Regions from separate parts of the Homo sapiens genome. Here all the other regions are linked to region 2. A link is a contact called in ENCODE Hi-C or POLR2A ChIA-PET data. All regions are on one chromosome and are shown on one strand. The core of a region is the stretch at or near the end of the contact, and the rest is flanking DNA. Distances in the headings are between cores, read along the strand shown.

Evidence for each region. A loop is a pair of places that touch in the nucleus more often than their neighbours do. ChIA-PET counts read pairs that join two places held with the same protein, here RNA polymerase II (POLR2A). Pooled maps may share reads with other maps.
Region 1: a pooled map shows a loop between it and region 2 (2.1-fold over the local background). The contact joins two enhancer-like sites. A Hi-C loop is called at or near these places in 2 of 50 pooled maps. POLR2A ChIA-PET finds 5 or more read pairs at or near these places in 3 of 52 experiments (GM10248, H1 and WTC11).
Region 3: a pooled map shows a loop between it and region 2 (2.6-fold over the local background). The contact joins two enhancer-like sites. A Hi-C loop is called at or near these places in 2 of 50 pooled maps. POLR2A ChIA-PET finds 5 or more read pairs at or near these places in 3 of 52 experiments (GM10248, H1 and RWPE1).

What each region holds. Positions count from the first base shown.
Region 1 is chr22:29,020,179-29,025,225 of GRCh38, forward strand. The region is part of intron 2 of ZNRF3 (zinc and ring finger 3); the gene reads left to right. ZNRF3-AS1 (ZNRF3 antisense RNA 1) reads right to left here. Exons shown (of 3, transcript NR_046851.1): 3 at 4,821-5,047. Among named protein-coding and RNA genes, the nearest start is that of ZNRF3-AS1, 8.8 kb to the right of the region's middle. Within about 2 kb of position 3,118, at least 3 of the 41 ENCODE cell types and tissues checked have a DNase peak (open chromatin) inside an H3K27ac peak, as active enhancers do.
Region 2 is chr22:29,201,332-29,206,325 of GRCh38, forward strand. LOC101929638 (a long non-coding RNA gene) reads right to left here and starts at 4,501. Exons shown (of 5, transcript XR_938134.3): 1 at 4,140-4,501; 2 at 3,829-3,990. It overlaps EMID1 (EMI domain containing 1), which reads left to right and starts at 4,565. Exons shown (of 15, transcript NM_133455.4): 1 at 4,565-4,808. The coding sequence starts at 4,708. RefSeq lists silencers at 1,613-1,732, 4,660-4,749, 4,760-4,919, 4,940-4,994. Within about 2 kb of position 1,485, at least 17 of the 41 ENCODE cell types and tissues checked have a DNase peak (open chromatin) inside an H3K27ac peak, as active enhancers do.
Region 3 is chr22:29,037,042-29,041,935 of GRCh38, forward strand. All of the region lies in intron 2 of ZNRF3 (zinc and ring finger 3), which reads left to right. Among named protein-coding and RNA genes, the nearest start is that of ZNRF3-AS1, 8.0 kb to the left of the region's middle. Within about 2 kb of position 3,575, at least 4 of the 41 ENCODE cell types and tissues checked have a DNase peak (open chromatin) inside an H3K27ac peak, as active enhancers do.

The DNA of each region.
Region 1 (5,047 bases), core at 1,868-4,367, 180 kb before region 2:
TGTTATAATGCATGGTTCAGGGAATAAATGACAAGGAAAAAAAGTCATGTTCAGTACAGACACAACCATCCTTTTTTTTTTTTTTTTTTTTTTTTCCCCCAAGACAGAGTTTTGCTTTGTCACCCAGGCTGGAGTGCAGTGGCATAATCTCGGCTCACTGCAACTTCTGCCTCCTGGGTTCAAGCAATTCTTGTGCCTCAGCCTCCTGAGTAGCTGGGACTACAGGTGCATGCCACCATGCCCAGCTGATTTTTTGTATTTTAGTACAGACGGGCTTTCACCATGCTGCCCAGGCTGGTCTTAAACTCCTAGACTCAGGCAATCCATCCGCCTCGGACTCCCAAAGTGGTAGGATTACAGGTGTGAGCCACCGTGCCTGGCCGCAACCATCCTTTTTCTTTTCCGAGTATTTTTCATCCGTGGTTGGTTGAATGCACGGATGTGAAACCCACTGATAAGGAGGGCCGACTGTATACTCACATCTACTGACCTGGGGTCTGCCTGCCTCCCAGAGTCCAGGTGGGCTCTGTTCTGCTGGTCTAACTTACCCATTCATCCAGATTTCATTGAGAGGGGCTTTGTTTTTGTGTGTGTGTGGGTGTGTGTGTGTGTGTGTGTGTGTGTGTGTGTGTGTTTGAGACAGAGTCTCGCTCTGTTGCCCAGGCTGGAGTGCAGTGGGGCGATCTTGGCTCACTGCAAGCTCCACTTCCTGGGTTTACGCCATTCTCCTGCCTCAGCCTCCTGAGTAGCTAGGATTACAGGCACCCACCACCACGCCTGGCTGATTTTTTGTATTTTTAGTAGAGATGGGGTTTCACCGTGTTAGCCAGGATGGTCTCTATCTCTTGAGCTTGTGATCCGCCCACCTCGGCCTTCCAAAGTGCTGGGATTACAGGCGTGAGCCACTGCACTCGGCCTGTTTTAAAAATACTGTAATCCCGGCTACTCAGAAGGCTGAGGGAGGAGAATCACTTGAACCCAGGAGGCGGAGGTTGCAATGAGCCAAGGTTGTGCCATCGCACTCCAGCTGGGGAAACGAGCGAAACTCTGTCTCAAAAAAAATAAATAAATAAATAAATAAAAATAAAATAAAATACTGAGCCAGTTTTAGTAGATAGCAGAAGGAGGTATTATGTTGCTCGATCTGCATAATTTTTAAAACTGGCTTTGGAATTTTCCTATATTAACTAAAATTAAATGCATTCACATGGTGAAAGGTTGTCTGTGTCAAAATAGTTTTGCTTTGAAGTAATAAGAGGCAATAATGGAAAAAGAATAGTTGCAGATTCTCCCCTCACTCCTTGTTTTAATCTTTTTTTTTTTTTTGGAGACAGAGTCTCGTTCTGTCCCCCAGGCTGGAGTGCAGTGGCGAGATCTCGGCTCACTGCAACCTCCGCCTCCCAGGTTCTAGAGATTCTTCTACCTCAGCCTCCCAAGTAGCTGGGATTACAGGCACGCGCCACCATGCCCGGCTAATTTTTGTATATTTAGTAGAGGCGGGGTTTCACCATGTTGGCTAGGCTGGTCTCGAACTCCTGACCTCAAATGACCCACCCACCTCGACCTCCCAAAGTGCTGGGATTACAGGCGTAAGCCACCGTGCCCGGCCTTGTTTTAATCTTTATTGAAGTATAATAGACATGTGATAAACAGCACATATTTAAAGTGCACAATTTGTTAAGGTTTGACCTATATGCACACACACATACACACACACACATGCACACACACACACCCATTAAACCATCACCACAATCAAGATGAACATATATGTCACTCCCCCCACATTCCCTCAATTCCCCTTTAAAATCCCTCCCTCCCTTTCCTGGCTTCCCTGCCAAACACCAGACAACTACTGATCTGCTTTCTCCTACTGTAGACAAGTTTGCATTTTATAGAATTTAACACGAATGGAATCATGCAGTATATACTGCTTATTCTGGCCTCTTTGACGCAGCATAATTATTTTGAGATACATTCATGTGGATTGTGTATAACAGTAGTTCATTTCTTTTTATTACTTTTTAAGAAAAGAGAACGCTGCTTTTTTTACTCTGAACTTGGGCCAGGATGATTGAAGTTACCTACGAATTGTACATTAACCAACTAATGGCAGTGAAGAGTTAATCTGTAACTTCATCTGTTAGCTGTTAACGTGACCCCCAAACCTAACCTCCTCTTGACTGTCAGATCCTGATCCCAGACACACTTTCTCTAAAGGCTAAAACTGAAGTAGGACTGGAGACTTGGGGAGCCTGGTATTTCTGAGTCTTGGTTGGTCCCTGCCCATCACTGGATCTTGGTGTAGCATGGTCTCATGATAGTGTGAGAACAGGGTTAGGTATGTGACTGTGTGACCAGCAGTACTCTGTTAAAAACCTTGACTTTAAATTACTTCATGAAGTTTCAGATGGGGGAAAAAGAACCCACAACCCTGACTTTTGTCAGCTGTCCGTCTTACAAGTCTGAGTTACGCAGATGTCCTAATCCTTTTAGAAGCAATCTCAGTAGGTTGGAGAATTTATTGTTGTTACAGATACTCACTTTAAAATGTATTAAGTGAACTCAATTGGTATATTTGAAAATACTTTAATTTACCCTTCTTTTCAAGATTCCATCTCCCTTATAAGCTACCATACACTTGCCTGCTAGCAGGTCCTTTATAGTCAACTTCCCTGTAACAAATGAGAGTTTTTTGGGTATAAATGTATGGGGTACAAGTATAATTTGGTTACATGGGTATATTGCATAGTGGAAAAGTCAGGGCTTTTAGTGTAGCCATTACCTGAATTATGTATATTGTACCCATTAAGTAATTTCTCATCGTCCACCCCCCTCCCACCTCCAACAAATTGGTTTTTAAAAAATTCTTTCCTTAAATGCTTGGCTTCAAATTTCCTGGTACAGGAATTCTGTAATTCTGATAAAAAATTGCTTGAAATAATACACAAAATGTCTATGTGTTTACTAATAGATCCTGATTAAAGTTATTATTGAGAAACTAACATTGGAGTCCTCTAAATTCTGATTTCCCAGAAAACAAAAAATCTTCAATATTATAAAACTTAATGGACTCTACAGAAGTCGGGGCAGGGTTGACAGGAAGCAGTTGGCTCTGATGGAACACCCTCCCCCGCTGCCAGCACACTCTGACCTCAGGAAAGTCATGCCTCCTTTGCAAATCTTGGACATGGGACTAGGTGTGCTTTCATCCCACTCCAGGACTGAGGGACACTTGATTCAGATAGACCATAGTCAAGGTCCATGTTGCCTAAGAGACCCTCTTTGTCCCCCAGCATGAGGACTGCAGTGACTTTCAAGTGGCTCCCAGGAGTGGAGAAGCAGGCTGCTTCCCTTGCATGGGATCCATTAACTCCCAGGCATGGAGAAGCAGGCTCAGTTCCCTACGGTGGGCTATATTAGCTCCCACAAATGGAGAAGCAGGCTCAGTCTCTCCTTGGGTGTGCTGCATTGTCTCCCAGGAATAGAGAAGTAGGATCAGTCATTTATTCCATGTGGGGCTGTCTGGCCAGAACTCTTCCCTCCAAAGGGAGTGGTTTGTGGTCCCTCTTCTGGATTTGGCTCATCAGTCTTTCCAAATGTCCCAGCCACCTGGTAGGTATGCAGTTTGATTTGTTTAGCCCCCAAATGCCAGCCAGTTCCCCATGCCTGCCTGATAGCTGGGTGCCTCTTGAGCCAATGTCGGCATATTCTACAATTACCTGCTTATTTGTGGGGGTTACATAGTGCTTGTAGTTATAGCTCTCTCCACTTACCCACAAACCAGACTGCCAAACTCCTGGATCATAAAACAAAGTGTAAGCACCCTGGATCATGACCCAGCTCTTTTCCTGTTCTTCTTTTGAGACTTTCCTAACAGGAAAGGCTCTGGGTAATTGATAGAGATTATCCCTGATTCCCTTAATGTAACCTTTTTACTCTTTCCTTTTCCTGGGATTAAGCTGTTCTTTTGCAAGAAGTCCTTTTCTTAATGACAGTCATTCACCTGTTATTGACCAAAGGAAGCGATCCGGCCCAACTCCACCTTTCTGTGGTTCAGTCTCTCGAGTCTCTTTCATTATAATGACTTTCAAAGGCATTAACTGTTTTTTTTTTTTTGCTTTCAATTTTCTGCACTGTTAAAGGCTGTCAAACTATACTTTAATCTGCCTTCCTGAAACAATAATTGCCCCTGTATTTGTTGGTGAATATGAGTGTTAATATTGAGTAGATGTTTTAATATTTGCTGAGGGTTCCCAGGCAGCGTGCGTTGCTACTGAGGTCTGCTGTTCACAAGATAACAAGTTGATATAAAGTGGAGACACATAGGCTCAGTCAGCAGTGCCTTTCTTCTTCTTGCAGTCCTGTGATATTTCTCTTCTTCAGGGCACTTACCTCTCACTGTGCATGTAGGGTCCCTAGTATAACTACTAGAACACCATGAGAAGAGGCACTAGATCTTTTAGGACTAGGTTCTTTTGGCATATGATTGTACCTTCATGGTATATGCTCAATAAGTATTTGTTAAATTAATGAATATTTTGTCTGGAAGCACATTGCCACAGGACTGGGCCTTGGTGTAGGGATTAGGGAACCCCTTCCAGAAAAAATAAAATTTCAGGTAGTGACCCAAAAATGTCAGTAAACCATAGTGACTGCTTGGATGCTGTGTTCCAGAAACTAAACTGTGGGCATGCCAGCTGCCACCAACAGAAAGGGTAATCACTAAATAGTTGTTAAGTTTATACAATGGCCATGTGAGTGGATAATAATACCCAACCATGCAACCCTGTGCTACTTTTTTTTTTTTTTTTTTTTTTGAAGACAGAATCTCGCTCTGTCGCCCAGGCTGGAGTGCAGTGGTGCCATCTTCGCTCACTACAACCTCCACATCCCAGGTTCAAGCAATTCTCCTGCCTCAGCCTCCTGAATAGCTGGGATTACAGGTGCCCACCACCACACCTGGCTAATTTTTGTATTTTTAGTAGAGACGGGGTTTCACCATGTTGGCCAGGCTGATCTCGAACTCCTGACCTCAAGTGATCCA
Region 2 (4,994 bases), core at 235-2,734:
AGGGTTTAAATGGCAGGAAGCCCTGTTAACTCCCCCTCCTCCCAACATTAAACATTAAACACATCAGTCATTCACACTCTAGTAGGAATGAGCCAAGAGCTCTTCCCTCTACCCCCTAGTTGGGTGGATGCTGCATATGGAGATACTGTTCATCCATTTTTGCAAGAGGAGATGAAAGAGAAGCAGAGGAAGGGACCTGAGAGAAGGCAAGTAGGGCAGAGGTGGGGGGTCAGAAAGGGGAGGATTTAGGAGAAATTGCCAGAGGAGGGGAAGGGGGAACAAACGTTGCTAAGGAGAAAGCCTCTCATTTGTCCATTCCTGCAGTCAACAAAGCACAGTTGCAGGAAAGTCCCCGAGTCCTCACACCCCCATTTTCCAGATGCAGAAACCGAAGCTCGGAGAGAAGGGACTCTCTAGATCACATAGAACATCCAGGTCTCCTCACTCCAACAAGAGGTACCCTGTCCTGCCATGCTCGCTTATGTCCGGCCCTGTCATTCTGTTGTCGTCCCCCTGTACCCCCCTCAAAGATGCAAAACGGGAGATTCCAGAGGACAGGAAGGCCCTCCCAAGCCCTAATTTATGATTTTCTGACAGCTTCCTTCCTCCCACTACTCCCTTCCAGCCCCAGTCCCAGCTCTCTGGGGAAAGAATGAGCTGGGTGAATGAGAAGGGCAGCTCCATGGAGCATAAATAACTCGGCTGGGCAGCTGCAGGCTGCCTAGGTCTCCCAGCGCCCCGACCCTGGCCCTGCAGGGTGCTTCCATCTCTGAGAGCCAGGGACAGGAGGGCCAAACCCCCTGATCAAAAGTGCAGAGAGCAGCCATTGCTCTTGGGCCCTGTCCTTTGTCTGGTCAGCAGCTTTTAAGGCTGTGGCTTACACGGTCCCTTCCCTTTCATGGTGTCCAGGCACTGCTTGGCAATTAGGCCTGGGCCCCTGGGGGCTGCGGCCATGGGCTCTGGGCACCCCTTGGGCTGCTTCCTCACCTATGGAACAGGCACGATATGGGAAGAGTGCCTGGGCTCACACGAGCTAATGTGTGCACAGGGCTGATATGACGGGGCACACCCAAGCTGGAGAGACAGTCCTGTAGGACACAGCGGGAGGAAAGAGTCCCTTAGCTACGGCCCCCAGAGACTTCACAGGGGAAGGAGGCTGCCGCCCAGGTTGTTTGTTAAGAGGATAAAACATTTCCTGTTTGGACTAGGCCAGGGTGGATGCGTCAGTGAATCTGCCCCAGAGGGGCTGTGTTTCCCGGATCCCATGGCCTGCCCTGGGAGGGTGTCTGTGTGTGTCCCTGTGTGGTCCATCTGGGTGTGGGTCCAGGTCTGGGTATGTGTCCACACATTCTCTCTGGCCTCATCAGCCCCAAGATGGGACTCCAAATGTGAGCCAAGTTATCTCTTACCCCAAAGAAGACCTGCTTCAGGGCTCAGCCAGTGGGTGGCAGTGTGGTCTGGTGGGTAAACTCATAGACAGCTGCCCATCACTCACTAGCCGTGAGCCCCACACCTGGGGACAATAAGGCTTCCTCCTGGGTGGCAGAGAGGATCGCAGCAGACAATACAAGCAAAACGCTTAGCACAGCGCCTGGCGCACAGTCAGCATGGGGAACGGAAGCTGCTGTCGTTACTGGCGGTTGTGGTCTCGTCTTGGCAGTGGAAAGGACCAGGCCCCCAGGGGGGAGGCCCCGCCCGCAGGGACAGGCCCTGAGACCTCAAGCTAGCCGGCCCCTCTCCTCTCAGTTTCAGCAAACATTGAAACCTCAAATAATCAAAACCCCAGGCCCCCACGGCATTTCCTGCCTTTCCACTCAACTAGGAAAGAGGACCAGAAAGCCGGCTGTCATCCAACAGGAAAGTGAGCCCTTAAACGGGGGCTTCAGCTGTGCCCCAGGGCCACTGAAGGGGAGACCTGACGTTTTCACACTTTCCCAGAAGCTCAGACTCTTGAGCCAGAGGGACCTTAAAAGTCCTATGTGGGAGGGTTGCTTGAAGCCAGGAGTTCGAGACCAGCCTGAGCAACAGAGCAAGACCCTGTGTCTACAAAAAATATTAAAAATGAGCCAGATGTGCTGTCATACACCTGTAGTCCTAGCTAATCAGGAGGCTGAGGCAGGAGAATCGCTTGAGCCCAGGAGGTTGAGGCTGCAGTGAGCGGAAATGGCACCACTGCACTCCAGCCTGGGTGACAGTGTGAGACCCTGTCTCAAAAAAAAAAAAAAAAAAAAAAAAAGAAGATCCCATGGCTTGTTTTTTCAGGCAAAGAAATGAAGCTCAGAGAGGGGAAGTGACTTGTCTTGGGTCACACAGCTCCCAGAGGTTGCTCTGGAATTGACACCCTGGCCTATGGGTCACATGGCTTGTGGGGTGTATCCATCAGGCCACACAGCCACAAGGTGATAAATAGTGATAAATAAATCTATATTTATTTATCCGGGTCTACAGTGATAAATAAATACCCTGGACCCGGGAATCCCAGCCTCAGTAAGGACAGGCCCCTCTCTGATGTGAAAATGTTGATAACAGCTTTTACCAGGAGAGTCTCTTGCTGGGGAAATTCTGCAGCGGCCTGAGTCTGCCACAAGTTTGATGGCATTGGTTAAGAAATGTGGATGCCATTAATCGCAGGAGCATCTCAGACATGTTGCAAACAGACCTAGTAGTGCCTCCTCATTCTGTGGCACCCATCTGACACCCTAGACACCTCTCAGTCCCTCCAAGGCATTATCCAGTGCTTCTCCTTCCTAAACAGCTGCATGTTTGAGCTTCCTAAACAGCTCAAAGCACCCCTGGGGTGATGGGTTTTTATCTGGGCCGCTTGATTGGGGTTTCAGACAGGCCTGGCATCCTCTTGGGGGCATGGCTCCTCAGGAGTGACGAATTATCCAGGGTGTTAAGTCACTGATCTAGCTGTGTCAAAAACAAGGGCTAACCAGAGAGGTACAAAGCTGCATTTCTTGGAGGTCAGAGAGATGGCACAGGAGATGTGCCAAAATTTCACGTGAAAAGGAGGGCAACAGCTCCCCAAGGGGGCAACATTGGCACCATGGTGATGTCGCTGGAGGGAGAGGGAGCCCTTGGGGGACTATGTGAAGTAGGGGAGAGTGGGTGACAGGCCATTACCATGATATCTCAATCCTTCCCACACTCCTGTAACGAATGTACAACTGTCCTCCCTGCAAAAGAAACACTGAGGCTGCGAGAGGGGCAAGACTTGCCTGAGCTAACTGGAGCAGAAGTAGCAGAGGCAGGGTTTGAACCCAGCTCTCACTACCTGTCCCTTGGGACAGGGCAACAGCTTTCTCTATGTGGACACACTGGTGATGGATCCCCCGTCCTGCCTGCCTGCCTGCCTATGGTGGCCTATGCTGCCTGCCCCTGGTGAGTCCAGGAGGGGCAATCCAGTGACTGGCAGATCCTTTCTGGGGAGTGTTTCTAGAAGGGACCGTGGGTCTGGACAAGCCATAACAGGAAGTAGCCAAGCTGGGCAAGGGCTTCCCCAGCCCAGGCCTAACTACTGCCCATCGATCCAGGCAGAAGGCGGGGTTAGAGACTGCCCTGGGAGATTGGGGGTCTGGGTCCCCTCTGATGAGAGCTCTGGTCTCTCCCTATAAACACACACTCCTATCACAGACACACACATAACACACATGCACATAAATCCACATCAAGCATGCACACACATCCATCATACACACATACGACACACACATGCACCCCTGCACACACACACTACGCTTACATATACCTTTGTGGGATGTAGAGCCATTCCTCCAGAAGCCCATCCATGTACCCCAGATGAAACCACCCAACACCAATTCTTACCTTGTTACATATGGTGAAATCAAGGCATAGACCGAAGTGCTGTGGTTAAGAGCTGTTACTCTCCGAAGTCAGGCGATCTGGGTACAAATCCTGGCTCTGCCAAACCCCTGCCACGGTGCTTTAGGTAAATGACAGCTCCTTTCTGTGGCTTAGTTTCTCCACCTGTAAAATGAGAATAAGAACAGACTCTGCACTTATGGGGTCAGCCCAGATCTCCTCCTAGGGAGACTGCGAGTGCCTGGGCCTCAGTTTTCTCTTCTGTAAAATGGGGATATTGTGCCCAGTTCGAGCAGAGTGGCTTGAAGAGTCACCTGAGATAGGATGTGAAGTGGCCGCGGTGAGGTGCCCAATACACGTGGCGCGCACTGCTCAGGAAGCTTTCCTTGGAGGGCTGGATCCCGCAAAGGTGTCGAAAAAGGATGAGTCCCGGATATCATTCGCTCAGGTGAGGTGGGTTCGGGTCCCGGCTGCGTCTGGGACCGTGGCCCGGGCCTCAGTTTCCCAGTCTACAGCCCGTGGGAGGACACCTCGGAGCTGGCACCCCGCCCCCAAAAGGGCCCCGCGGCGCAGGGCGTGGGGCTCAGGTGGACACCTGGCGGGCCTCCTGGCGGGGGCGCCCTGGCCGCCCGGGCCCCTCCGGGCTCCTTCCGGGTTGGCAGCGGCGGCGCAGGGGGCGGGGGGCAGCGCAGAGGGGCCGGGCGAGGCCGGGAGCGCGCGCCCCCGCCCCCGCCCGCCCGCCTCCTGCCCGCCCTCCGGCCGCGGAGCTGGAAACCGGGCTCCGCGCGTCCGGGGCGGCTGGCGGCGCGGGCAGGCAGGCGGGGAGGACAGGCTGGGGGCGGCGACCGCGAGGGGCCGCGCGCGGAGGGCGCCTGGTGCAGCATGGGCGGCCCGCGGGCTTGGGCGCTGCTCTGCCTCGGGCTCCTGCTCCCGGGAGGCGGCGCTGCGTGGAGCATCGGGGCAGCTCCGTTCTCCGGACGCAGGTAAGAGCTCCCGGCGCCTTTGCACCCCGCTGGCCGAGGGTCCCGGCGCGCACACGCCCCCACCTCCAGGAAGGGCTGGGATTGGAGGGCGATCCAGTCCCCAGCCCGGGTGAGGGCAGGGACACGGCCATCCCGCGGTCCGGCTGAGGCTCCCGCGAGTGCGGGGTCCCCTACTCCATGTGTCGG
Region 3 (4,894 bases), core at 2,325-4,824, 160 kb before region 2:
AAATGAGATTTTTAGTCATCTTTTGGGTTATTTCCTATTAAGACTGTATTCTGTCAAAGTTTTCCCGCAATAAAGGGTAGGCACTAGGGATACCACATCCAAGAGCTTGACAGAGGAACAGGTAAACAGGTGAAAGTGGAATCCGTGCCCCAGAGACTCCAGGGAATAGAGATGGCGGTAGGTCCAAGCCCCAAACCAAGTCTGGGTATAACTACACACACTGGGGAGAATGCCAGATCCATTCCTGAGTGGAATTCCTGGTAAGTGGTGGGCTCTAGGCTTCACGTTTTCCCACCCACAAAGTGGTGATGGGACAATTCTCATCATAATTGGTACATTTGCACTGGAACATTCTAGACTCAATCTTACTAGTAAAAGCACTTCCTTATGAAAGAAAACCACATAACATTCACAGTCAGGGAGCACTTTCTTTTTACCAGTAGTAACCCGAGTATGGTACCAGGCAAGCTTGCTTTCACTTATAATAAACATTTATTGAATAACCATAGGAGTGGTAAGTGCCAACCACAATAGGGCCCTGTCTTCTAGAGGCTGGAATTTTGTACTTTGCAAATGTATTTTAAGGGCGCAAGTGTTTGCTCTTTTGCTACTTGTCTCAATGGCCACAGACATTATCTAGTCTCGAGTCCAGCAGCCCTGGGAAGGTAAATAAAAGGACCGTGGCAATCTTTCATTCAGCACTCTGCACTGGGTTTCTGGTCACCTGCTGGCTGGTGCCAACCTGCCCTGGCCTGAGCAAGGATGGAAGTAGCAAAGGTGATGAAGGATGTGAAGATACCCTTGTGGGTGGGGATGAGGGGAAGGGCACATAGAGGGCAGCAAGACAAGGCCTTTGGCTGCTTCTGGGAGGCCTTGCCAAAACTTCCCACCTGTGTTCTGCAGTCACACCCTTCTGTTAATCTTGCACTCCAGGCTGTGCACAGTTTAGGGATAACGGCCCTCTCCAGCTACAGCCCAGTTTACCAGTGACTTTCATCCAACCATATCCACCAGGCTGCATCTTTCCCATCCTTTCTTTGAAAGGGCCCCAGCTTCAGAGTTTTGGACGTTAAGTATGTGACTTAAAGATCCTAAAGATAGGATTTCTGGTGGCCACAAGACTGTGAACTCCTAATTAGGGTCTAGGTTTGTTTTGAAATAATATTCTGGTCTACACTTGAGTAATTAAAATGGTGAATGATCTGTGAGAGTGATTGGTTCAAGGAATATGCCTCATCAATTTTTAAACTGAAAATAAGGGCAGGGGGCAAAGAATGACCAAGTAATGTTCTGTTGCTTTTTTTTTTTTTTTTAAGACAGGGTCTCGCCCTGTCGCCCAGGCTGGAGTGCAGTGGCACAATCATGGCTCACTACAGCTTCAACCTCCTGGGCTCAAGCAGTCTACCTCAGCCTCCCGAGGAGCTGGGACTACAGGTGAATGCCACCATGCCTGCCTAGTTTTTAACTTTTTTGTGGAGACAGTCTTGCTATATTGCCCAGGCTAGTCTTGAACTCCTGGCTTCAAGCAGTCCTCCTGCCTCAACCTCCGAAAGTGCTGAGATTACAGGCATGAGCCACTGCACCTGGCCTGTATTTTTTTAATTTCCTTTCAGAACAGTATAATAAAAGTGTCTTTTTCTAAATATGGGTTATTCATGGCCTATTTTAAATCCTAAGCTGGCTTCTGACAGGCAAGTTCCCTTTAGGATCTTAGCTTGGCTCCCCTCCTGTCCAGTCCTGGTGTGTGCAGGAAATACAAACTGATTTTAATAGTAGTTTACATTAAATATTATTTTAAAAGTAGATCACCTGTGCGAATGAAGTATTTTTCTCAAACAAGGTATGTCCTTAGATCCTGTGCCTTTGCCTGGTTGTATTGGAAGTCAAGCTGTAAATGGAATTTAAGCACCATATATATATATATAGAGAGAGAGAGAGAGACAGATTCAAACCCCTGGGCTCAAGTGATACTCCCGCCTCAGCCTCCCAAGTAGCTGGGATTACAGGCCCGTGCAACTACAACCAGCTGCCTTATTACTGACCTGCCCTCTTCACTGTAAAAACCAGGAAACATATCACCATGTCCTAGATTTTGTGAAAAACGTCTTTTGTGTCTCTCAAATGGATCATGCTTCATCCGGAACCTCTGAGTCCTTGAGACCTCCACGTTCCGGGCGGAGCAGGGAAGCCTGAACTTTAAGAAGGCCACGTGGCTAAATGGCTTCCCTGAGGCATGTCTCTCCTGGGAAGGCATTCCCTACCCCAGATCCTGCAGCCTTTCATCCTGAGGCCATTAGACTCTCCAGGTGCACCTGCATCAAAGCGCACAGGTACCGCGCTCCTGATCTGGACTTATCTGAATTGTACCTTCCCCGAGGGTGCTGTTTGATGTGCTTGATTGTGGAATGAAAGCCAAATAAAGGAATGAGAGGGGCTGTTTATTTCCTCATTTTTAGTGCTTTTCCTCAGGGCCCTTCTATGTCTGGAGAAGGAATTTATGAAAAAGCCTAGGATACCACCTAAGCGGAAAACACCAGCATCTACTTACAATTATATTAACTCTGGCATCCATGAGCTGTTGGCCTCTGGCAGAGGAGTCTGTGTCCCTAAAGAGCTCTATGGATAGCCAGTATGGTGGCTCATGCCTGTGATCTCAGCACTTTGGGAGGCCGGAATGGGAGGATCACTTGAGCCCAGGAGCTCAAGACCAACCTGGGCAACATAGTGAGACCTCGTCTCTACCAAAAAAAAAAAAAAAAAAAAAAAAATTAGCCTGGCATGGTAGCAGGCACCTGCAGTCCCAGCTACTCAGGAGGCTGAGGCAGGAGGATCATTCGAGGCCAGGAGTTTGAGGCTGCAGTGAGCTATGATTGCACCACTCCAGCCCAGGTGACAGAGTGAAAGCCCATCTCTGATAGATAGAAAGATAGATAGCTCTATGGTGGAGGAAAGTGATGCCACTCTCGCCTCACACTTTTTCAGCTGTGTCATCAGCATCCTCTCTTCCTGGAGGAGGGTGACAGGGCCAGTGTAGTTCTGAGTTGCTCTGATAGCCTGCTGCTTCTCATTTGAGTGACCAAGGCTGGGAATTTAGAAGGGACTCTAGTCATAATAACATAGGCGGCCTCCCTGCACCCCCTCCCCCTTTTTTTTTTTGAGGCAGAGTCTCACTCTGTCGCCCAGGCTGGAGTGCCGTGGTGCGATCTCGGCTCATTACAACCTCCGCCTCCCAGGCTCAAGTGATTCTCCTGCCTCAGCCTCCCGAGTAACTGGGAGTACAAGCACATGCCACCACATCCAGCTGATTTTTTGCATTTTTAGTAGAGATAGGCTTTCACCATGTTGGCCAGACTGGTCTGGAACTCCTGACCTCAGGTGATCTACCCGCCTAAGCCTCTCAGAATGCTGGGATTACAGGCATAAGCCACCATGCCCAGCCATCCCCCACCGCCTTTTTTTTTTTTAACAGATGGGGAAACTGAGGCTGAGGCTGAAAGCAATTGAGTGACTTGTCCACTGTTGGCAGCATGCCAGTGGCAGAGGCAGGAATAGCTCCCAGGATTCATTCCTGACTCCTAGCCTAGCAATCTGGTGATGAAACAGGGTGTGGTGGACAATCGGCAGAGACTTTCAATGCATTGAATCTCCATTCAAAAAGAAAGGGTCCCCTGCAAGACAAAGACAGATTGTCCAGAGTGCCAGAACTTCTTAAACTGCCAAGGAACTTGCAGTATACTGAAGATTTTACTGAAGTTGTTTTTGGTACTGTTTGGTGCTAAATACAAGGAATTGGTTTGTTGTAAAAGCTATAGGGTGAGACTGCCCTCTAGTGGGCCAGTGGAGCTATTGGTCTAGCTGTGTTCTGGGCAACTTTGCTTTCTCACGCCACATCAATGTAGAGCGATTATTCCTACGGAAAGGAATTTCAATTTTATTCTTTCTCAAGCACTGTGGCCCATAGTAACTCTGTTGATCTCTAAGCACTAGCCATCATTTGCGCGTCTTATAGAAGGCTGGGTTTGCCTTCTATACATACACACATTAGAAGTGTCTTACTTCCCTAACAAGATTCAGGCTCCTAAAAGCCAGGACATGCATGTATGTATGTATGTATATATTTTGTGGAGACAGGGTCTTGCTCTGTCACTCAGGCTAGAATGAAGTGGTGCAATCACAACCCAACCTCTACCTCTTGGGCTCAATCAAACCTCCTACCTCAGCCTCCCGAGTAGCTGAGACTACAGTTACGTCCTGCCACACCCAGCTAATTTTTCTGTTATTTTTTAGATAATGGGGTCTTGCTATGTTACCTAGACTGGTCTCGAACTCCAGCCATGCTATATCTTAAGTCTTGTTTTTCCACAGCTTCTGCCTTGCTGTCCCCTTAGCTGGACATGGAATTAGAAGGTTCTTTGGGATGGAAAGGAATCCTTCCCCCACCTCCCCCAAAAAGAATCCCGTCACTTCTCATTTGTTCCTAAAACATTCTAATCTCATCCCTCTGATCAGTAGTTCCCCAAGTAGTTGAATCATCTGAATCCCCCAGAAAGCATACACAACTCAGTTTCCTGGGCCTGACTCCAGCCCTGCTCAATCAGTCTCTGTGGTTTGAGCCAGGAAACCTGCTTTACAAACTTCCCAAGTGGCTTTTGATGTGTAGCCAGGTCTGGCAGCCAACTGCTTCAAAACCCCATTTACAATTATTTTTCACAGCTCCCACCACCGACAGTGTCTCCAGAGGTCTTCAGCTTGTGTCACTTATTAAAATTAACCATTTTGAGACTCATTCAGAAATACTCAATATATTCTTCTAACTGGGTGACATGGGAAGGAAAAAGGAACCGCATGAGATGGACCAAAGGCACTTGCTTTGGTTGCCAATGGCTCTGAAACA